Linked DNA regions of Homo sapiens: regions 1 and 3 are each linked to region 2. The links are chromatin loops, found by intact Hi-C in ENCODE. Cell type or tissue: natural killer cell. All regions are shown on one strand. Region 1 has its middle 16 kb from the start of SLC9A2. Region 2 has its middle 49 kb from the start of IL1RL1. Region 3 has its middle 5.2 kb from the start of IL18RAP.

Evidence for each region. A loop is a pair of places that touch in the nucleus more often than their neighbours do. Peaks named below come from ENCODE experiments on the same cell type or tissue, not always from the same donor. Only the 100,000 strongest peaks of a DNase experiment are listed, where the experiment ranks them.
Region 1: a loop joins it to region 2, with 4 times the contacts of the local background. A loop is called at or near these places in 3 of 110 quality-filtered maps.
Region 3: a loop joins it to region 2, with 6 times the contacts of the local background. A loop is called at or near these places in 2 of 110 quality-filtered maps.

Annotation. Positions count from the first base shown.
Region 1 is chr2:102,599,177-102,607,176 of GRCh38, reverse strand. No RefSeq gene overlaps it. Among named protein-coding and RNA genes, the nearest start is that of SLC9A2, 16 kb to the left of the region's middle. In natural killer cell, no CTCF peak of the experiment used is centred here; no DNase peak of the experiment used is centred here; H3K27me3 peaks cover 286 bases.
Region 2 is chr2:102,258,760-102,266,759 of GRCh38, reverse strand. No RefSeq gene overlaps it. Among named protein-coding and RNA genes, the nearest start is that of IL1RL1, 49 kb to the left of the region's middle. In natural killer cell, no CTCF peak of the experiment used is centred here; DNase peaks (open chromatin) are centred at 4,419 and 7,989; H3K27ac peaks cover 1,431 bases.
Region 3 is chr2:102,413,912-102,421,911 of GRCh38, reverse strand. It overlaps a transcript of IL18RAP not described here. Among named protein-coding and RNA genes, the nearest start is that of IL18RAP, 5.2 kb to the left of the region's middle. In natural killer cell, no CTCF peak of the experiment used is centred here; DNase peaks (open chromatin) are centred at 3,341 and 3,801; H3K4me3 peaks cover 3,553 bases; H3K27ac peaks cover 5,738 bases.

The DNA.
Region 1 (8,000 bases), 340 kb before region 2:
TCTGAGTAGCTGGGATTACAAGCATGCACTACCACACCCAGCTTATTTTTGTATTTTTAGTAGAGACAGGGTTTCACCATGTTGGTCAGGCTGGTCTAGAACTCCTGACTTCGTGATCCGCCCGCCTCGGTCTCCCAAAGTGCTAGTATTATAGGCGGGAGCCACTGCACTCGGTCTCCTTTGCTTTAAAAAAATTGCTTTCTTCAGTTTCAATATTCAGAGGAAACACTATATTCCTTTGGATCTTTAAGTATGATGAACATCAAGAATGGCTAAATCATATCAGATATGAAAATAAGAAACTAATTTCAATTCCACTGGACTTAATTTCACATCTACTCAGGTTTAAATTCAGGCCTATCTAGGTTTTAAGTTTTAGATTAAATTCACTCAGATTCATTTCCAACTACTGGAAAACTTTGGCAAAGTTGCCAAGCTCAGAAGTTAGTAGGTCAATTCGCCAAGAATTCCCTGCAGTCCTTGAAGTTAAAGGTTAGCAGAAAAGAGTTGCAACAGCACTTTATTAGGAACACACACACTATAACCATCAAAGAGGCTGCCTGTGAGAAGTTTCACTGGGCCTGAGGCACTGTTTTCCCAGATGTTCATGTTTAGTAGTTACATCACAAGTGTAAACCAGGTGATCCAAGCTCATGAACTGGAGCCAAATGAATCACTGAATGGAAAGCATTCAGAAGCATTTTTAGTAGTACTTACAAGGGAGGTGACAGCCTCCACAGTGCCAGCAAGAAAAGACAACATCCACATCCTAGTTATAACTAATGGTATCTTCAACTCCTATCCTCTCCTATGCTAAGCTGGATATCTGACTGGAAGAAGAAAGAGCTGCGTCTTCAGGATTATACAAGCACACGAAAAAAGTGCACACACACATACACACACACTCCCAGTCTTTTCCATTGCAATATCTGCATTTACATCTGTAGAGAATGAGGTCCTTCAAGAATGCACTGACTTGCCAGGCACAGTGGCTCACACCTGTAATTCCAGCACTTTGGGAGGCTGAAGCAGGTGGATCACCTGAGGTCAGGAGTTCAAGACCAGCTGGCCAACATGGTGAAACCCTGTCTCTACTAAAAATACAAAAATTAGCTGGGCATGGTGGCTCATGCCTCTAATCCCAGCTACTTGGGAGGCTGAGGCAGGGGAATCACTGGAACTCGGGAGGCAGAGGTTGCAGTGAGCCAAGATTGCCACTGCACTCCAGCCTGGGCAACAGAGAGAGACTGTCTCAAAAAAAAAAAAGGCACTGATTTGCTCAAAGGTCAGTGCCAACCCCAAGTAAAGAATCTTGCCTTCTGACTCTCAGCTTGGTCTCTTCCCATTTGGCTAAATGACAACTGGTACTTTGATCATTCAAACAGGTTAGTGTGCCTTAAATATTTATTTTCAGGTATCTACCCAAGATTGATTGGGAAGTTTTTCATATGAATGTATGGCCTCAATAAAAGATGCTTGGTGAAGGGCCAGGCACAGTGCTTCACACATGTAATCCCAGCACTTTAGGAGGCTAAGGCAGGTGGATCACCGGAGCTGAGGAGTTCGAGACCAGCCTGGCCAACATGGTGAAACCCCATCTCTACTAAAAATACAAAAAAATAGCTGGGCGTGGTGGCAGGCAGGCACCTGTAATCCCAGCTACTTGGGAGGCTGAGACAGAAGAATTGCTTGAACCTGGGAGGCGGAGGTTGCAGTGTGCCAAGATTACACCATTGCACTCCAGCCTGGGCAACAAGAGCGAAACTCCATCTCAAAAAAAAATATATTATGTGAATAAAACAGAATTTCAGATGTTCAGAATTTCAGACATTAAAGAGATTACACACTATTGGACTGTCATTATAAAATATTACATTTACATCAGTGTAAATGAGATTTAGGAGGAAAGAGTCAGATAATGACAGAAGATAAATGAAAATTATTTTTCTGGTCCCAAAGAATGCAGGAACAGCTTCCTGACCTATGGAAAAGAAAGAATTGTCCATTTTCCATGGAAAATACAAGCTCACTCAGAAGGTAAAATGAAATCTAGCTAAACCCAAGAAACTTTGTTTTGCAATACACACACACAGTCACACACACGTGCACACCCTAGCTCAGGCATAGCCTGGATTCTCAGCAAGGGAGCCAGGCAGGGCCTTTACTGACACTGGCACCTGCTGCCTTGCATGCCCTATTTTCTAAAGACGCCACAACCCTGCCTGCCCCTGGTAGAGAAAACAGCTGCAGACAGGAGGCTACAGTGACTAAGCACAAAAGCAGATGAAACAGAGTCCCATGCAGTAAGGCCTGCAACAAAGGTCGTTGGCTGTGATAAGAATCTCCAGAGTTGTTGATAAAGAAGAAACAAAATCAGAAAAGAAATCTCAGCACAGAGTTTTTCACCTGTTCTATATTTACTCACACAATGATGTTCTTACTATTTTTCCAACTTCAGTTGCTTGTGTACTGACAAGTGAAAAAAGGATTCCATCTGATGTTAATATATACCTAGCTCTATCCATCTTTTTATCTTAGATTTTGATATAAATATTTGCACTCCCATAATTTTTCCCCATCTAAACAAGGACACATGCTTCCTTTTCTTTATAATCCAATCCAAATCTAATTCCAGGGTTTTACTGTATTTTCACCTTGTCTGAAAACTCTCTCTGATTATTCTCTTCTTCATATCATTACACCATTAGCTTTGGTTCCAAAGAGAAGATATTACAAGATTTATGCTTACAACGATGACAAGGAAAACTTGGAGTTAGACCACAAGGGAAAAATGAAAATGTCCCTTTACCTGAAAATAGAAGCTAGGTTGTGTTCACAAGAACAAATTATTTGACTATATTTAAATCATTTTTAACAACTGATGGGGCTCACTGCCTGACTGAGTCATGGTTAGATTGTGAAGACAATCAAAACATATAAAATATTCTCGCTGTCTTGCCATGTGTACATCCAACAGAAAGTACTTGTTTTTGACTTTTGAAAAACATGACCGCAGTGCAATCCAGCCCTTACTATTTAAGAACCAGTTCTTAAAACCTGTTGCATAATTCACTGACATCAAACAAAGCCGTGGAACCAGTTCCTCTATTGGGCTGTAACAAGAAGACAAGAGACCACTTCTTTAAATCTTTTTATTAGATTATGTAATTGTCTCAGTAAGTAGACCTACATTCATCTACTTATATCTGGGTTCCACCTGGTACACTAAATCCCATTCAAACAACTCATGATTTACTATTCGCAAGATGCTTTTTTATAATGTATAAATCTAATGACATACTCATGTCTTGCACCCACATCTCCATGTTTTTCTGTCTTGAGATGTATTTACGTTCTGGGAAGTGGGAAACTGCTTCCTCAGGCATAGTTGTACTTTCATCCAAAGGGCTATGCCAGGCAGGATGCCCATGTAGAGATGTGTTTCCTTCTTAGATGTAGTAACATATAAAATCTTAATATATACAAAATTTTCAAACATTGTGGAAATATCATGGTGAATTAGCGGATCATTATATAAATATGTCCTAGCTATTTGGATATGAGGAATAAGAAAAACCAATATATGCACTACTTCCATTGAAGTCACATCAAAACAAACATAAGAATGTCAACAAGACATTCAGCAATTAAACATGAAATGCTAAGGGAAAACTCATTTTTCTTTTATTAACATTGACCAAGGAATTGATCGATTTTGAAAAGCATAAAAAATAACTATTGTCTGAATTTTTCAATCAATTCTGAGAAAGTGTTACAATTGCAGAATAAGGAGCTGGTTTTGAGCAAAAAATAGAATCCAGTATCCTCAAATCTCTTCTTTTATTGTTCTTCTCACTCCACACATGGGGAAACACCTACCTGAATCAGGCCAAATATCTGCTTTCTCTGCACATACACCCAAACACCACTGGCAAGTAGCACAGCTGTTAAGATTCAGAACATGATAAATTCATGATATCACACCATTCCTGGGTGCTCAATGATGCCAAAAAAACAAACAAACAAAAACAAACAAAAAAACAAAACAACAACAAAATCAGGTTTTCTTAGTTTCTTCTCTCAATTTTGGGGGGGATTTTCTAACTTTATCTAGTTTCCTTAGACATAATACTTCACCTCTTCTGTGACACTATTCTACCCTCTATTTTCCAAAAAAGAGAAACTATCAACAAGAATTTTCTCCCATACACCAGATTAACTATTTATTTTGTTCCATACTGATATTTTTCTCTTTCCCTTCAGCTACAATAGAAGGGGTACCTCATTTCCTGTCCAAACAGGACAGGAATTTTGTTCTTCCATATGAGCTCCAAATCTCCCTCTCTTGGATAGTGTTAAGAACCACACTACACTAATTACTCCCTTACTCTTTGCTATTCAATTTCTTCCTCCATAAAGGCATCCATACTTCCTCCAAAGCATTCCTAGTATGGCTTTGACTGTACCTTCTTAGGCTCCATGGCAGGGTCCCTTCATCTGTCCCACCTTTGATTGTTGAGCTATTGGTTGATGTTCCTCACCATTCTGACCTCTTCTTGTATTCTCTGTGAGTGTTTCTGCTTTCTCCCTTGACATTCATATCCAATCATGCTTGGGATGTACAGATCTACCACTAGCCCTAAACTCTCCACTGAACTTCAGATTCATATTTATGGCTAACTTCAAGACAGTGCCTCCTGGATATGTAACAGGTAACTCAATATGTTTAGAATATAAAACTGAATTTGTATCTTACACCATACACACAAATCAACTGAAAATGGATTAAAGACCTAATGAATAAGGCCTGAAACTATAAAACTCCTAGAAGAAATCACAAGAAAAAAAAGGTTCACAACATTGGTCCTGGAAATAATTTCATGGATATGATGTCAAAAGCATAGGCAACCAAAGTAAAAACAGACAAGTGGAACTACATCTTATGAAAAAGCTTCTGCACAGTAAAGGAAACAATCAATAGAATAAAAAGGCAACCTACAGAACGGGAGAAAATATTTGCAAACCTTGTATCAGTTAAGGGGTTAATTTTCAAAATATTCTGTATAAAGAAACTCATGCAACTCAATAGCAAAAGAAATATAACTTGATTTAAAAAATAAGCTCAACACTTAACTAGACATTTCTCCAGTGAAGACATACAAATTGTCAACAAGTTTATGAAAAGATGCTTACGGTCACTAATGACCAGAGAAATGCAAATCAAAACCACAATGAGATCTCACCTCGCAGCTGTTAGCCTATTATTACAAAAAAAAAGAAAAGACAGAAAGTGTTGGTGAGGGTGTGGAGAAATTGAAATCCTTGTAAGCTGTTGGTGAGAATGCAAAATGGTGCAGCCACTGTGGAAAAAAAGTATGAAGAATCCACAAAAAGATAAAAATTCAACTACCATATTATCCAGCAATATTGCTTCTGGGTATTTATCCAGAGGAATTGAAATCAGGATCCCGAAGAAATATTAGCACTCTCATATTCATTATAGCACTGTTCACAATGGTCAAGATGTGGAAACAACTTAAATGTTCATTGATGAATGAACAGATAAAGAAAATGTGGTGTATATCTACGACATGGTTTGGCTGTGTTCCCACCCACCCCATCCAAGTCTCATCTCGAATTGTAATCCCCACATGTTAAGGGAGGGACCTGATGGGAGGTGATTGGATCATGAGGGTGGTTCCCCCATGCTGTTCTGGTTGTTTGATAAGTCTCTGGCACTCCTCCCTTCTCTCTCTCTCACTCTCTCCCCCTCTCTCTCTCTCCCTCTCTCTCTCTCTCTCTCACCTATCACCATGTAAGACGTGCCTTGCTTCCCCTTTGTCTTCTGCCATGATTGTAAGTTTCCTGAGGCCTCCCCAGCCATGAGGAACTGTGAGTCAATTAAACTTCTTTTCCTTAAAAATTGCTCAGTCCCAGGTAGTGTCTTTATAGCAGTGTGAAAGCAGACTAATACAACCTACAATAGAATATTATTTAACCTTAAAAAATGAAATCCTGAAATATGCAGCAACTTGAATAAATCCTAAGGATATTATGCTAAGTAAAATAAGCCTGTCACAGAAGAGCAAGTGTTGCATGATTTTACTTGCATAAGGCATCTAAAATAGTCAAACAGAATCCAAGAGTAGAATGGTGCTTGCTAGGAGGTAGGGGTAGGGGGAAATGGGGAGCTGCTCATCAATATGGCATAAAGTCTCAATTATGCAAGATGAATCCTTCTAGAGGTCTACTGTACCACATCGTTTCTATAGTTAACAATACCGTATTGTACACTTAGAAAATTGTTAAGGGGGTAGAGATCATGTTAAGTGTTCTTGCCAGAATAAAATAATTTTTTTCAAAAAAGAAACAAATGCATCATCTGTCTCTTCCTAAATCCAGTGTGACCCTTGCCTCAAATCCTCATTTTATTAAATACAAGACCATCTATTTGGCTGCTTAAGAAACTTTGGCATTATACTTGTTTTCTCTGTCTTCTTCACGTACCACATCAAGTCAAACTCCAAGTCTTCTTACTATGACTTCCAAATATCACTGGAATCCATTCACGTCTCTTCATCCTATTTGCTCCACCAGCACCTTGAGCCTAGGATACCTCAATAGCCTCTCTGCCGCCTGTTTCTCTAATTCTGTGATCCATTGTGTGGCCACAATAATCTTTCCACTCAAACTCTATGCTACATCTAACTGCTTTAACTTCTAAGCCATCATGCCCTCCGTAACTCTTGAGCATGCTAACACACCTCTTCTCTACCTTGCCTTTTCAATTCATATTTATTTGCTTTTTTAACTCATAGCTTAGATGTCATTTTCTTTGTAAAACCTTGCTTTTTACCATGAGTCTAGGTGATGGGCTCCTGTAGCATTTTTCTTTGTAAAACCTTTCTTTGCACCATAAGTCTGCCTTTCTAATTGGCTCCTGTAGCATCCCACCGAAATGAAAGTTTCTACTTAGTTGTCTGGATCCACTTCTGAATTACAGAAACTCTGGTTGTCTTGATCACTGCTGTTGTGCTAGAACCTAGTACGGCACCTGCAATATAAGAAATATTCTAAATAATTGTTGAATTAATTAATTCATAAATTAGTGAATTGTTTTAGAACTAGTTGAAAACTAAACAGAAGTAAGAAATTAGGTTGAGAGAATTAAGGTGCAAATTATCTAAATTATTCATAATGTCTATTTTGTGTCATCAATTATTGAAAAAATTCACTTGTAAACACGACTTTTACATGTCTGTGATAGACTTCATTAATTACTGCCCATTCTTCATTTCTTTCTGTATCTATGCCATTTTTCAAGTAAGTTAGCAAAGCTCTCTCACCGTGGGCAGGATATATTTCTCTACCTCTTAACCCTGGTTTCAACCTCGAGGCATGCTTGAGGCAATAGATTGATGTGAAAGTAACACTGTGACATTCTGAGTCTAGGACTCAAGGGGACTTGCATGTTTCTGCTAGCTCTCTTGTGCCTCAGCCACGCCATGAGAAGACTATGCCTGTGGTAACCTGCTGCCCCCAGGAGGAGAGTGAAACCGTGGAGCAGAGCTACACCAGCCAAGATGCTTTGGCTGAGCCCAACCAAATCACGCTCTGGTGGCTAAATAAACGCTTATTGTTTTAAGCCACTGAAGATTGGGGTAGTTTATTATACAGAAAGCTTGTGTCAATCAATTCCCGGACATATAGGTCTGTCACTTTAATCATTTGGGCCTAGCTACCCTAGAAAATGGTTATGACATTTACTTGCCATTTTTCCTTAGGAGATAATGACATTTTGAAAAAAAAAATTGCAATACACATATCTGGCTAAAGACTTGAATCCAAAATACATAACTCAGAGAAAACAATAATAAAAACACAAAAACCCAATTAAGAATGGCCACACTATTAGACTTGGATAAATATTTCCCAAAAGAAGGTATACAAATAGCCAATAACATATGAAAAGATGCTCAACATCATTAACCATCAGGAAA
Region 2 (8,000 bases):
CCAATAAACTCCTTACTGAGTGAATTGTGTCAGGCTCTGGGCTGGCTCTTAGAAACTGTGGGCAGGGTGGCAGTAACAGTCCACAGCCAAGACCTGGGATGCTGAGGCAGCTCAGGGCTCAGAAGGTGGCCCACCATGGCAAGGGAAGAGGGAAAAGGAAGTTGTGGAGAGAGCCAGGACTTTGAAGCTTCCATGGGCCCAGATCTGGGGCCTCAAAACCCACTGTACTGGCAGACAACATGTCCCAGCAGGAGGCCAAGTTCTTCACTTACTGTGGCCTGGCAGGACTGGCCTTGGAGCCAGCAGAGGACCCAGTGAGCAGCTGTGGAAGCCAGAAGCAGAGAGACCAGAATGCAGCTAGAGTGTCATCTGGGACTGTCAAACTCTTCCAGCATGTTCTTGGATTTACTGCCTGCATGATTAAGCAACATACTCTTTTGAGAGTGCTGAAAAACCTCCCTTGAAGTTTTGCCGGAGACTCTTAGTCTTAGTCCCAGGGGCCCCTGATGTGACAAGGAGGCTGATCCTAGTTCTCTGAGCCCAGGCAAGGTTCCAGTTTACTTTGACCCCATGAAGAGACAAAACACTCAAAAGCAAATGCCATCATCTGCTTGAACCCTGAATTTTCTCTTCTTCTATCATTGTTACTATTATTAGTTATCATTGGCCAAATGCTAGTTATATGACAAAAGACTTTATCAAACATCTTAGCTTCACAATCTCCTTTAGTCCCCAGGGAGGAAACATTATTCCCATTTTGCAGTTCAAAAACCTGAGGCTTACTAGAGAAAAATAAAGAGTTGTGCATATTGTTGAAGGAGGACAAGGAGCTAAAACTCAGGTCTGATTCCGCAGCTCGTAACCTTTTCAAAAATTTGTGAGGACTAATACACATAATATAAAATTGACCCTCTTAACCATTTGTAAGTGTACAGCTCAGTAGCATTAAGTACATTCACACTGTTGTGCAACCATCACCACCATCCATGTCTAAAACTTTTTCATTTTCCTAAACTGAAACTCTGCATCCATTGAACAGTAACGTCCATTCCTTATACACCACACTGGCCCAGGCACCCACCATTCTATTTCCTGTCTCTGAATCTGACTACTCTAGGGACCTCACGCAAGTGGAATCATATGGTATTTGTCTTTTTGTGACCAGCTTATTTCACTTAACAGAATGTCCTCAAGGTAAGGCAGAGTCATGGGAGAGAATGTTTTCAATGCCATGACCACTGGGTTGTGGGGCTGGTGTTTTTCCTCTGTGCCACTCTGCTACTTAGGCCTACACTCTTGATTCCACTAAGGGCAGTGTGAAGACTGAACTGTGTCTCCGCCAAGTTCACATGTTGGAATCCTAACCCCCAGTATATATGGATATGAATGTATTTGGAGATAGTGCCTTTCAAGATGTAAGTAAGATAAAATAAGCTTATGTGGATGAATCCTAACCCAATAGGACTTGTGTCCTCATAAGAGCGCAAGACACTAGGGATGGGAACACACAGAGGAAAGACAACATGAGGACACAGCAAGAAGGCAGCTGTCTGCAAGCCAAGGAGAGAGGCCTCAGGAGAAACCGAACTGTTATTTACACAACAAAGACTGTGGTATTTTGTTATGGCAGCCTGAGTGGATTAATACAGACAGGGATCTCTGTGTCACAAGATAGGATGAACTGTCACATACTGGCCTCTCCCACTGGCAGTAATGCCTTTTCAGTCTTATTTGTGGCAAGGAGGACAGTAGTCACTGGCAGTCTACATTTATGTACCATACAGAGAGAGGTGTGGGTTTTAAGTCCACCATGAGGACAGGCAAAGGACGTTCTTTCAACATTTTGAGTTTCCACTAACACAACACTACAACCGGCATGTCTGTGGTTTCCTTGGCCCAATTTACCTTATTCTTTTTTTTTTTTTCTTTGAAACGGAGTCTCGCTCTGTCACCAGGCTGGAGTGCAGTGGCGTGATCTCAGCTCACTGCAGCCTCTGCCTCCCGGGTTCAAGCAATTCTCCTGCCTCAGCCTCCCAAGTAGCTGGGACTACAGGCACACACCATCATGCCTGGCTAATTTTTTGTATTTTTAGCAGAGACAGGATTTTACCATGTTGGCCAGGATGGTCTTGATCTCTTGACCTCATAATCCACCCACCTCGGCCTCCCAAAGTGCTGGGATTACAGGCATGAGCCACCGCACCTGGCCTCACCTTATTCTAACCAAGCTGCACAAACTCTCATACCCAGCAGCACCATAAAAATGTAATGTCTTCACCAACTACGTGAATCGCTTCTCTCTAGCCTGCTGCTTCATGGAACTAGGAGAGGAAAAAGACTCACAGAGTGAGTGACATGACCCAATAAATGAGCTTCCACCACCTGGAAGTCACCAGCCTCCTTATTAAAATTGCAAGACACTCTGACCTCAAATACAGAGGAATTCTTACACATGTCTTTGTGTTGAACACTGTCATTTGTGGGTGCCATAATCTGTATATAATGATTGCTTTTCAGAAAAACAAGTAGAAAAATCAGCCATTGTTTTTTTCCATTCTAAGACACATCGGAAATTCTAAAATGTAGCCTTCAAGATGGAACAGAAAAGCTGATGACCTGAAAGGAGTTCAAAAGTATGCAGAGGGCTGGGGGTGGAGGTGTGAGTCCAGAGAATGCCGGAGAGACATCCAGCCTGGCATTAAGAAAAGGGGCTGGGAGAATCACTCACTTGCTAGAAGAGTATCAGTGGGGCCTCCCAGGAAATTCAATCAGGAGAATCATGCCCTAAAAGTCATTTTGGAAATGTGTAACTCAGCACAGGAAAACTGAACAAGGGTGAGAATACCCCTTATGGAAATGAGATTCACACATTTTCATGTAAGATGAGCTCCAGGGAACAGCAGCTACCTTGGTGAAGCCATGGGTCCCTGGGGCAAATGTTTTGACCACAAGCCAGTGTAGACCCCAGGCAGGGGAAAAGTCTTCATGCTTCAAAGACCAGAAAAGAAATGGGGGTTGAGTGGAGGAGCAGTGATGATGCCAAAGAGAATAGATAGGTATAGAATTACAGGATAGAAATTAAAGGTGAACTGAAAACTAAAAGAGAAAAATCTTATTTTGCAAAGAGGATACCCAAGGGCAGCCCCTAATGAAGAGCAGTCCCAGGACTGGGGCTATGGATGGGCCTCAGAGGTCTGCTGAGCTGGTGGGAGGTCCCCTGCCCATGCTTCATCCCATCCCGAGGTAGCCCGTGCTGGTCATGCACCCCCACCACCAAGTAACAGAAATTGTCTGTGCGTATGATGGACTGCACTGAGCTTGGTGGACAGGTTTGAGAACAGGAAACTGACAAAAGGACTGAAGTGGAAAATGTCTTTGAACCCAGAGTGACATATCTCCCTCTTTTATCACTTGAAAGTGATAAGGGGGGATGTTAACCAGCATCAACAGCAAAATGACCCTGCCTTTGTGATGGCCCCTGTCTTCTCTTTCCCTAATTTTGTTTTCTCCATTGGGTACGAAATATGTGCTGGTGAAATTTACCTCATTTTACTGATTAGCACAAGTACAGAAGACATCCATTAAACAAATATTTATTGAACATCTGCTCGGCGAGGCACTGTGTTATATCACGGGAATGGAATGGTGAACAAGATAAAGATGACTTTTCTCCTCACAAATCTAACAACCTCAAGTTATCCAACTGCAGTCAGAGTGCCTGCCACACTTCTGATTGACCCTTCTACTCACCCAAAGCTTCTTTCCTTTCCATTCCAACAGCATCTTTTCAGATGTTCTATTTGGCTCAGATGTGAAAATGCATCATCATGTCCGTTGCTATAAGCCACTGCTCTCATTTCCTAACCATTGAGAAAAGGGACTCTTGCTGGTGCACCATCACCACCTCTCTTGCACAACTCAACGTTTCCCAGAACCTTCACCCATCTCCTCCCTCATCCCCACTCCTCCTTCCTAAGAAAAGCATGCCTCTTTTCCAAACTCAGCCCCTCCACTTGTGTTCTAGGTTTGATTTCTCAATCCTCCCAGCTCCCAATGCAGTCTCACCTTTCAAAGGGTTCTTCTATGTCTCAGTTCTGACGTCTGTATCTATCAGCTTCAGATAGTGATGTCTGTATCACTCGCTCTCTAAGCATGTTCTAGACACACATGCCCCTATAACTAAAGCCTTCCCTGGTCTTCACTTTCCTATGAAACCACTGCCCTGCCTCTCTCCTTCCTTTCTCTACCCAAATTCTTACAAAAGAGCTCTACTCCAGCCTTCACCGCCCCCACCACACACCTACCCCCTGGAACCTTGGGGTTTGAACTGCTCATTGAAGGTAATGGATTGCCTTCTGACTGACTTGCTAATGAAATCTTCTCAGCTCTCATCTGTTCTACACTGGTGCCATTTGACACTTTGACCACTTCCTCTTTGACACTCTACTCTTGGCCTCCATGACACCCTACTTTCTTCTTTGTGTCCCTTCCCTCACTCTGATTGCTATTTTTGGGTTCATTCACTGATTCCTCTTAAATGTAGGCATTTTCTAAGGATCTGTCTTTCCTTCTCTTTCTAGAGACTCTCATAAATTCTCATAATTTCAACTATCAGCAAATGCCGATGGCTTCAAGACCCATATCAAGCCAGTCTTCCTTCTCCCCCTCCTCACTTCACCTCACCTGCAAATTCACTCATGCTACCTACAAAATATCCATCACACTTCTTCACTTCTTTCATTACTCACTACCACTGTCCAAATTCAGGTCTCATCATGTCTCACCAGGAGCGTTCAATAGCTTCCTGTTTATTCTCCATGTGTGCCCTAGTCTTAGTGCATTCAATTTCATTTCCTCCTCAATAACCAGCAATGGTTCCCACAGCCCATGGAATCATGTCCACATTCATTGCTTAAGAGTCTTCACTCTGGATGCATGTCCTTGCTCAAAATATGGGCAAATTATTTACCTTCTTTGAGCTCTGTATCCTTACCTCACAGCATTGTGGTAGGAGCCGTTGTTCAGTTTGTACACTGCAGGAGTGTGTCCAGCTGATGGAGCAAGTGGCAACTAAAACCCAACCCATCCTCCAATCACTAAGTTCGTCCCACGACCTGGGCTGAGCTTGAGTCTGCTCAGAGAAGGAGGTACTTTTCTCTGCAAAGGAGGTACCTTTCTTTTCACACAAAGGTACAGTAAGGGCTGGGACTTCCCCAGATTTCTTCTTCAACACATGCATTTTATCCTCATACTTGACACTCGGGCCCAAATCTTCTATTTTTCCCAAATATGCCGTGTACATTAAGAAATCAGTGTTTATGTTCCCATTATCTCTACAGCCCTTTGTCCTCCCATTCTCTGCCAGGGGAAACCTTCTCATTCTCCGATGTCACTTGGTTTGGGAGGGCTCTGTGCATTCCTCCTGGCTTGGGACTTCCCTTTGAGTCCTGCATCCTGGTTACACATTTATAGAGCACTTATGTCAGTTTGTCTTGGATTGTACTCTTGATAAGGAATCTGCCTCCTCCATTTGTGTTCGATGACCTTAGGTCAGGACCCTGAGTGGAGCCCACCCATGTTTGCTGGTTTGAGTTCAGTACTTCTTGTAAACCTGGGATTGTAGCTAAGCACTATAGCGGTGCAGTTTGGGACACAAAGGTGTAGAGAAGAGTTTAAGGCTTAAACATGCATATCTAGAAGGAGCTAGATTAGAGAATGATTTTAAAATAACCCTAATTAAAGCAATAATAGTAGTCATAGAAAACATAACCAAAAAAGAGAGAAATCAAAATTACTTGTAATCCCACCACTCAAACCTTTGTCATCATTTTGCTCTATAACCTTACAAATGTTATTCTATATATATATATATATATTTTTTTTTTTTTTTTTTTTGAGATGGAGTTTCACTCTTGCTGTCCCAGTTGGAGTGCAGTGGTGTGATCTTGGCTTACTGCAACCTCCGCCTCCCAGGTTCAAGAGATTCTTCCACCTCAGCCTCCCGAGTAGTTGGGATTACAGGCGCATGCCACCACAGCCGGCTAATTTTTTTGTATTTTTAGTAGAGATGGGGTCTCATCATGTTGGCCAAGCTGGTCTCAAACTCTTGACCTCAGGTGATCTGCCCGCCTTGGCCTCCTAAAGTGCAGGGATTACAGGCATGAGCCACTGTGCCTGGCCACATTATTAATTTTTAAAATAAATTACCAACTTTTTCATGTGTTATACTATAAATAGTTTCCCATGACATAAATACTTTTCTTTAACATTATTTTAATGTCTGCATCATATTTTATTGTATGCTTGTACCATAATTTATTTAAATATTACCGAATTTCATTTTTTCTGTTTTATATAACACTGGAGTCAACATCATTATAACTAGATATCTGGCACACCATTAATAATCTCTTAAGAATAAATGCCTAGAAGTAGAACTGCAGGGTCAAAAATTAGGTGTTGTTTTCTTTTCTTTTTTTTTTCTTTTTCTTTCTTTCTTTCTTTTTTTTTTTTTTTGTGACAGGGTATCACTCTGTCTGTCACCCAGGTTGGAGTGCAGTGGTGCAATCATGGCTCACTATAGCCTTGATACCCCGGGCTCCATCACATCTGGTTAATTTTTAAACTTTTTGTAGAGACAGGGTCCCACTATATTGCTCAGGCTGGTCTCGAACTCCTGGGCTCAAGCAATCCTCCTGCCTTAGGCTCCCAAAGTGCTGGGATTACAGGTGTGAGCCACCATGCCTGGCCCAAAGTTAGGTACTTTTTAAAGATTTTTTGATACCTGTAATGAAACGGGCCACTGGAATCACCAAGCTAACCATTCCATTTGAGATCAATGGCTCGCCAATTTCACCAGCCTCGCCAGAATGGGTATTGTCAGAGCACAGAATTTTAAGGTTGGAAATAATCTAAGAGTTGATCTGCCCCGTGGGTCTCACTCAGAATCAACTGGGCATTATGTATTTCCTCAAGCTCCTCAGTTAATTATTCTGTGCAGTCAGGTTTGAGAACCACTAATGTAGTCAAAACCCCTCACTCTGGATTTGAGGAAACTAAGGGCCAAAGAAGGTACATAACTTTCCTAAATTGACCCATGGAAGGTACACAAATAAAAATGTATCCAAAAGATAAAGGAAAAGAAAATGATGTATTCAGGTGGAAAATTAAGTAGTAATCATTTCAAGTTAATTATGGATAGGAGAACTAGGTATTTAAATTTAAAATCATATTCTAAGCATGAAGACTGTTTAAGAACACAGAGTGAAAAGAGCGCTTGTCTTTCTTCTATTCCATGAAGAAACCATTCTCAGCCAATCAATTCACAGCCATTTGTTCATTTCAAAACTTGTATATTTTTAAGTCTAACTTTACAAAGAAGAGGAGATAATAACAAGGACCCTGATAAATTAACTATGTATGTGTGGGGTGTAAGAGACACTAAAACACAATTTTACACAAAAATCAACCCTGATGGTACCAGTCAAATAACTGGGTCTTTTTGTGAAAAAGAAATGAAAATACCTCCCAGTAGCCACAAAATACTGTAATCTTGTGGTTCTAAGAACCTTTAGTGAATAACAGTAAGACATGGTTGGATTTTGTGTTGATTTCAGGTTACATTTATTTCAGTTAAAGAAAAGGTGTAAACTTGTGAGATATATCATTTCTCCAGACTTGAGCACATGGAGAGGATTACCTGCATGTGTGTTTGGTGAGAGGAAGGGTACAATAGCCTAGAGACCATGTCTGAGATGACATGTCTTTTAGAGAAGCTGAATTAGCATTTGTGATCAATGGTTACTTCCAATCACCACTTTACAAGAAAAAGTGATTTTAGCACCTTCGTTTCTGAGAAAGGCAATGTTCTCAGAAAGGAAAGTTTTTAACTCTGTTATTTGCTGCTCTCAGGAGATACTTGTGGTTTTGAGAGTGTTACTTGCCTGTTACTGAATCCACATTACTACTCCTGATGGTGAAATGAAAAGAGATATTACTTT
Region 3 (8,000 bases), 160 kb before region 2:
TCTCCCAGGAAGCCAGAAGAAGTGGGGTCCCTGATACCATGGGGAGATTAATCTTGGACAAGAGGCAGGTAGAACCATGCAGGTGAAAAGGAAAGTCTGCCCAGACCACTTTGTCCAGGTGGAGCCAGAAAGTACAGGAAAGTACAGGATGCTACCACCTGGCTGCTGATGCTGACCTGGCTGTCTGCTGAGAGCAAGGCGTGTTCATGGAAGAAAGAAAGGGGGTTCTGTGCAATGCGCCTTGCAGAATGCCACGGATAGGTGTTAAGGTCACTGCATTATCCCCATTGCTGACAACTGACAGCTCTTCTTACAAGGACTGCAACCAAGGAACAAGGCAGGATCAGCAATGGCCTTTAAAGATGTGGTCTCCCCACTTGCCTTTCCCTTGTCCACAAAGTCTCCGAAAGAACAGTCCTCCAACTCCACCACCAGACACATCTTCCTAAGCAGCAAGCCTGGGCATTTCATTTCCATGCCCAAAACGTCACCGGCTCCCACCACCCATGTGATGAAGCACAGATTCCAGAGCACCATGGACAAAATGCTGTAGCGTTTGGCTCTCTCATGTCTTCCCTGATTTCTTCCTCAGAGAGTCGTTCCCTGACCACCTGGATAAAGAAGCGCCCTCTCCCTTCTTGCCATCAACCATCTCTCTTGCTACTCATTTTAAATGACTTTTGTCTTAGCACATATTATTGTCTGAAAATATCTTACTCCTAAAACTTCTCCCCAACTAGAATATAAGTTCCATCCCAGCAGGAACTGAGTTTGTCTTTCTGAGTCCTGCAGCCTCTCTGCAGGAATAGTGCCTAGCTGATAACAGGAGCTCAGTAATGACTTGTTCAGGATTTAACCATGCTGCAGTAGATCAGTTGTTCCTTACACCTTGTCCTCCCACTAGATTGGGAGCTCCTGAAGAGCAGATATCCCATTTCAGAAATCATATATCCTGATCCTAGGAGAGTGCCAAATGAACAATTAGTAATAAATTCTGTGTTCTGAAAAAATGATAAACACTTCCAGAGCCATCAGAACAAACACATAGCAATCTATTATGGTGATTCACATACTGTGTGGCTCCAATTAAGTCACTTAGGCTCTTTTTGGACCTCAGCTTTCTTACCTGCAAAATAAAATGTCTGGACTGTATCAGTAGTTCCTCCACCTTAGAATGAGGGAATCAGAATTTCTGATGTTTAAGTCGGGATATTTGTAATTTTTAAAAAAGCTCCCTGACTTGTAAATCATAAGATCAGATGGTTGCTAAGATCCTCCCAGCTCTACCATCCCGCAATTTATGTCTAAATGTCCAAGCCTATAGCAAATTAGTTACCACGATGCCCAGCAGTCTCCAGCACTCAGGAATGTCCGCCAACCTTGAGATGACAGATACTGCCTACTGATGCACCCACCCACCAACTGGCCTCAGACCTCCAGCTGCCTGGGGCTGATTGCAGGCTGCAGCTATCACTCTGGGACAGTGTTTCTCAAATCATCTTGATTATAAGAATCACCCGAAACCCTTATTACAAATGCAGATTTTTGGGCTTCCTGAGGACTTATTAAATCAGATTCTCAAGGAGAAGAACAATGGAACCTACATTATAAACAAGTGTCAGAGCCACCACGCTCATCTGGGAGACACTTTTGGGAAACCCTGCTCAGGGATAAGCATAGAGCTTGGGGAGGTGGGTTAGTGCTGAGTTACAGTAGCTGTTGCCAGCATTGTAGGCAACTGACCAACATGAGCCCAAGACCATTCTGGAAGTCTCATTTATGTGGGACAACACACCCACACTGTGTGGCTTGCTTGTTAATATCTACCTTTTGAAGGCCATCTAATGTCTAAGTGATGTCTTCCATGCTGCCGTCACTAAAATGCTTCACCGAATCGGAAGGAGCCACCAAAATGCAGAGTACATCATTTATTGAGCACTGGGCAACTTAAGCCAAAGCAAGCTTCAGACTCTGCTTATGGGAATAAAATAATGTGGCACTCATTTACTTTCTGTAAAGTGAAGCGGGGTGCTGTCTTTCTCATATTACAGATGGACAACCAAGGCTCACATTGCTTGGAATGGCAGTGCCCATTCTCAATGATAATCACATACCTGGTAAGTATTAGAAGGGGGATTCATATCCAGGTGTAGAGGGTCTCAAAGCTTCTGATTTCCCCATCACCATATGTTGTCCTTCACAGAAGGAATTGAGAGCCCAACAGCGCTGGGAGAATCTACAGAATCGCTTCTTTATCAATTTTCCAGATGCGTTTTTTGAGAATCACATATGTTTTTTCAGAGGATGAAGATTTCCCTTTCAGTTGGTCAAGGCTACACCTTCAGCTGTCTCTGGCAGAAATAATGAACTAAACTTTACCCACAAAACTTTTTGGTGAGAAACGGGGGAGAGAGAGGAAAGTGCTGGAGAAAGCAGTGTCAACAGGGATCTGAGACCCAGGGAGAGAAATGTCACCATCAAAGGCAGACTTAAACTACTTTACACAGAGAACACCTGCAGACAGAGATTTGGTCTCGTGTAATAGTGACAGTATTTAATTTAACTAATATCATTATGATTCTCAGATGCTCCATGGTGGCTTTAGACCCCATTGTCTAGGGATAACAGAAAATGAAGCTGTAGTACCTGCCATCAAAGATGTTACAGTTAAGTTTAAATGGGCATTCAAATTTGGCAAATATCTTGAATCTCTCTGCTCTTAGCCCTTCCTGTAAAATGCTCAAAGCACTTTAAACGGGTTTATTTTATAACCATCAGTTTTTTTAAGTGAAGACTCCGTATATATGGAGATGTAAATTTTGTTAGTAAATAACCCATTTTGTTATTCTAAAATATTTCTTGAAAAGTAATTGTATTAGCAACTCATTTTTTAAATTATTTAAGCTATTCTCCCAACTTATGTTTTCTGGTTAGGAAATCTAGTGAAAAAAAAGAAGTACTGCTCTCTTACCTTTATTTCCTGCTCTTAAGACATAAAAAAAAGAGGAAGGAACTTCAAGTCCTTATTTCAGTAACTGCCAGCTTTTGTATCTGAACGAAAATATGTGAAAATATCCATTTTCAAAGGGTTCTACTATATTTCTTCCTATCCAGAGAGATACCTGGAGAAGACACAATAGCCACGTTACACCAGCTCAAAAATAAAGGATTATAACTGGAGGAAAAAGGAAAACCTTATTTTGTAAATGACCATGGACATTGTGAAATGGATGGTCATACAGAGGAAAATCAAATAAACTACCTCTTTCAGTAGGAAGTGCTCTGAAGAAGAAGCATCTCAAACTCTTCTCTGACCAACCTCCTTGATGAGATAAAGTTTGTGGTTGGGTTTAGTTGAAAGAGTGAGTAAGCTGGTTTCCTTTACAGGAATTTCCTGTAAAGAATATTAACTTTCAACTCAATTTCTCAACTGTGGGTTTTGGTTTTCTTCTTGTAAAACTAATCTCTAAAAGTGTGACCTTTGAGATAAACACTAAAGCCTATTTTGTGATTAACTTTCTAATTTTGAAAAAGAAAAATTATGTCTCCAACACCAATTTTATAAAGCAATAATTTATTAATACATAAAGGAAAATACATTTAAAGTCTAAAGTTACTTGAGTTTTTATGTTCCTATTGAGAGATAGTCTCAGAATATAACATATAATTGAAAACTCCATTGTTCCTTTGATAGAGCAACTGAAACCATTTAATACTTCAAAAACTCTGAGACCACAATAGTTGTAATGAGTTTTGTCTAGAAACCATCTTGGTGAAGTCTAGATAACATCCTCCGTCAAGAGTCTAGTATTCTAATAAAGGTAAAGCTGGCACAGCTGAGCACATCAAAGCTCCAGGCTGCTTCTACACATATGTAGAGAATAACATGAAATACAAATGAAAACTAAATTTACTTTGGTATGAAAGCAAAATAAGTGTTTACCTGAGGTGAGGGTAGGAGGATACAAGAAGAATTAGTAACTGCAGACAGGAAGGAGCCCCAAAAATGTATCCACCACTGGTCATGAGTCTACCTAGGATTCCAAGAGGATGTGAGGGTTTGTTCCAAGCCTATTCCAACAGTGGTAACAAGGAGCAGTGAAACAGACACTCCAGGCATGTGATGCTTCAGGTTTACAATGTCATGTGGCAACAGGCCCAGTAGTAAGAACAAGGGCAGGAGACCCGGGAAGTTTTGGAGAAATGAGGTTGAATGAATGAAAAAGGCTAATAATAAGGTGTTGTTTTTGGTAAGTGTTCAATAACCATTGAATGGAACTATATTCAAGTGAATTGGGGTGTGGAAGCTGTCCTTGTGAAGTTTCAGAGATCTTGATGCAGACCTCAAAACTGAATCTAAAGTTATTGTATAAGCCATGCTTGCATTGCTATAAAGAAATATCCGAGACCAGGTAATTTCTAAGAAAAGTGGTTTAATTGGCTCATGGTTCTGCAGGCCACACAGAAAGCAGAGCGGCATCTTTTCCTGGGGAAGCCTTAGGAAGCTTCCAATCATGGCAGAAGGCAAAAGGGGAGCAGTCACATCACATGGTGAAAGCAGGTGTGAGAAACGGGTGGATGCAACACACTTTTAAACTACCAGATCTCACTCGCTATCGTGTGGACAACACCAAAGGGATGGTGCCAAACCATCATGAGAAACCTGACCCCATGGTCAGATCACCTCCCACCACGCCCCACCTCCAACACTGGAAATTACAATTTAACGTGAGATTTGTGCAGGAACTAATATACAAACTATTTCAGCTATTTAGTTGCCTCCTAAAGTGAATTTGATCACTTTAATAGAGTTTGAACAGGGCTTACAGGAGATGGAAAGTCTTGCTGTAGACATTGTGGAGCTAGTCTCTAAAAATGGCTGCCATCAATTCTTCCACCAACTCCTCACCTTTTCCCATTTACTTCCATGTGCATTTTGTTTCTCACATCAAGAGATAAAATGTGTTTTCTCTGTCCTTGAATCTAGCCTGGCTTTATGGTTCACTTTTGATGAAAAGAACACAGTGGAAGTGACACTGTTGCCAGTTGCAGACCAGTTTTTAAAAGATCTTCAGCTTCCGATTCCTCTTTTGGGAGCCAGACACCAGGTAACAAGCCCAAATATCCTGAGATCACCTTACTGTAAAGAAGCCTAAGCTAGGCAGATTGTGAGAACAGGAGAGAAAGAGATGCTAGGCCAGGCCCCAGCTGTTCTAACCCACCCGGCTTCAAGCCTGTGAGTGAATACCTACAGCAGATGTGACATGGAGAAGAACAACAGCTCAGCTGAGCCCAACCCAGATTGCAGCATTGTGAAAAATAATACGTTGTTAAGTTTAAGTCACTATGTTAGGTTTAAGTCAATAAATTTTGGGGTAGTTTGTTAGACAGCAATAGATGATGGAAAAATATATTACCATGTTACCATTGGCCAAATGAGTTCTATTTCACTTGAGATAAATTCCTGGATGAAATGGAAATGAGTCCACTTGGTGAATTTATGTTTCAAATTATGTTGTGCATACCTATTATTTTCTCAGAAATATGGTTCAAGGAGAAATAAAACACTTTTTTGACTTCCAACTATTCATATTTTTGAGAGAGAAATAATTATAGTGTATAGTCATGAATTTAATCCAAGAAACATATACTATCCATCTTCTACCTGCAAGATCTTTTGCTGGTCGACCTAAAAACAAGCTGTGTCATAATTAATATAAGTAAAGACTTTATTTGGGCAGAGCTTGAGGATCACATTGTGGGACCATAGATTCAAGTTGTTCTGAATATATTCTCTGACCAGCAGCAGTTACAAGTAGATTTTTAAAGGAAAATAAGAGGCAGTTTCTAAGTTGTTTAGCAAGAATTACATTAAAATAAGACAAGCTATTGATTGGCTATCCATGTTGTCTGTCTCATGATGTTCGAGAACCTGAAGATAATGAATGAGGTAGCTAGTCAGAAACAAAATGACTTTAAACAATTGCCCTAGGCATGAGTACAGTGGGGGGGTGAGAGGTGGGGAGCATGACTGAAGTCACGTACTCATATCTCTCTGGGCCTAATAAATTTTGCATACCTCAGATAGCTCACACTACTCTGAGCTATTTTTCTTCTCTCTTTTCTCCCCACTTAGATCAAAAATCTTCCCATGGAAGCACTGATGATCAAACTCTGCTTAGGTTAGAATAGGCATCCTTCATCCCTTGGCATCCCAAGGAAGGCCCATTCCTAGATAGATCCCAGTCAAGTGATTTATATAACTTCCATTGCTTGTTGAATTATCTCTAGTTTTTGAAGTTTTATGCTTTTGTTTGTCTTGGAAGAAGTACAGCAATGAGAGATACGTGGTGAAACCTATTTCACTGGGGATTCAATCCAAATTTTAGGAAAATAATAAAAACTCAAAAACAATTAATGGTCAGGGCTGCGATCTAATAACAGGTATGCTATAATCTTCCTTGGAAACATAATTTTACTCTCTCCAGTTTCCCATTTCTACCAAAGATAAATCTTACTAGGATCAATTTACTTGTAAAATAAGATATAGTATTATACTTGGTCTGATTATTTGCATAAAGTGCAATAAGAATCATGATTAGACCTATAGGCTGTTTTAAGTTGGCTTTGCTGGAACTTTCACAGGGCATTTTGGATTACACTTTTAAAAGCCTCGAGGTTAGGAAGCCAAGCCAAGAATTTGCCACCAGGATGTACCTGTGATACCTGTACAAATTGGGTAAATTCCTCTCTTCTTGAGGTTCCAACATGTCTTGAGGACCCTAGAGCTGTCAGAAAATGGTATTCTTTACTTACTGCAAAATTAGAAACCTTAAAAAGGAACCATGTACATAAGTTACTATGCCATCCTTTTCAAGAGGCTTTTGATTGGTTCTATAAAGTCAATTTCAATTCTTCAAAGCAGTCTGGTTATATCTGAAAATATGCCATTCCAGTCAAAGCCTTGGTAAAATAATCAGTGTCTCCAATTGTGTCCTGTTACAGAAAACAGATTCTTATTAAACTTATGCAAATAACTACATTGCCAATAAAATAAAAATGCTCACATATAGTTTCCAAATTTTGGAGAAATCAGGTGGAGAGAAAGGCAAATGCTTCAATTTTACTCACAAAGATCTATTTTACCCAATGGCTATAATCTACAAATAGCTGAAAAGAATTTTTTTCATGACTCTGGCAAACAAAATATAAAAAGAATCAGCAATGCTTCAAACAAAACATCTTAAAAATCATTTCAGTCCTCTATCACTTCAGTCCCATGTCATTAACTTTTCTTGTGCTTGAGGTTGGGCTAGCAATCTTCGTGAATGCATCAGTTTATTAGAGTTCTGAGTGTTTTTACACAGTCCAATCATATAATATCTAAAGTAATCAGAAACCTGTATTCAAGAGTACTTGTCAAGGTACACTTTCAAGAATCTCCTTGGAGAAAAAGCAAATTTTGGACTATAGCTGATTATAAACCGTTTTTTGAGAAGAATCAAAGTAAGACAACAAATGTCTGTGGATGACAAAGGACTTAGTACTCTAAGTCTTTAGCCATGGCTAAAGATGCATGTGACAAGGAAATTTGGTTATTTCTGTGGCAGACAACATTTTAAAATAACAATCATAATTATATCTGACAATGTATATAAAGACATATCAGAATTTTACAAATTTCACATGATTTTGGAGCACATATTAATAATATATCCACACCAATGATGCAGGATTTTTGCTCCTTAGCTCAGCTAGGTCTAGGTTTTTGTCTCATAACGAGGAAGAAATATGCACTCAGACATCAAAGAGTGAGTGGAGTAGAATTTATTAAGTGAAAGGAAGGCTCTCAGCAGACAGGGACCCTGAAAAGCAGGTTTCCGGCTGCCCCCTTCACAGTTGAATACCAGGGCATAAGGTGTGAATTCCTGGTAGCTCCACCCCGTCCTTCCAATGAACATGCGGGCACTTAGACTGACTTGCTCCATATTGATTTATTT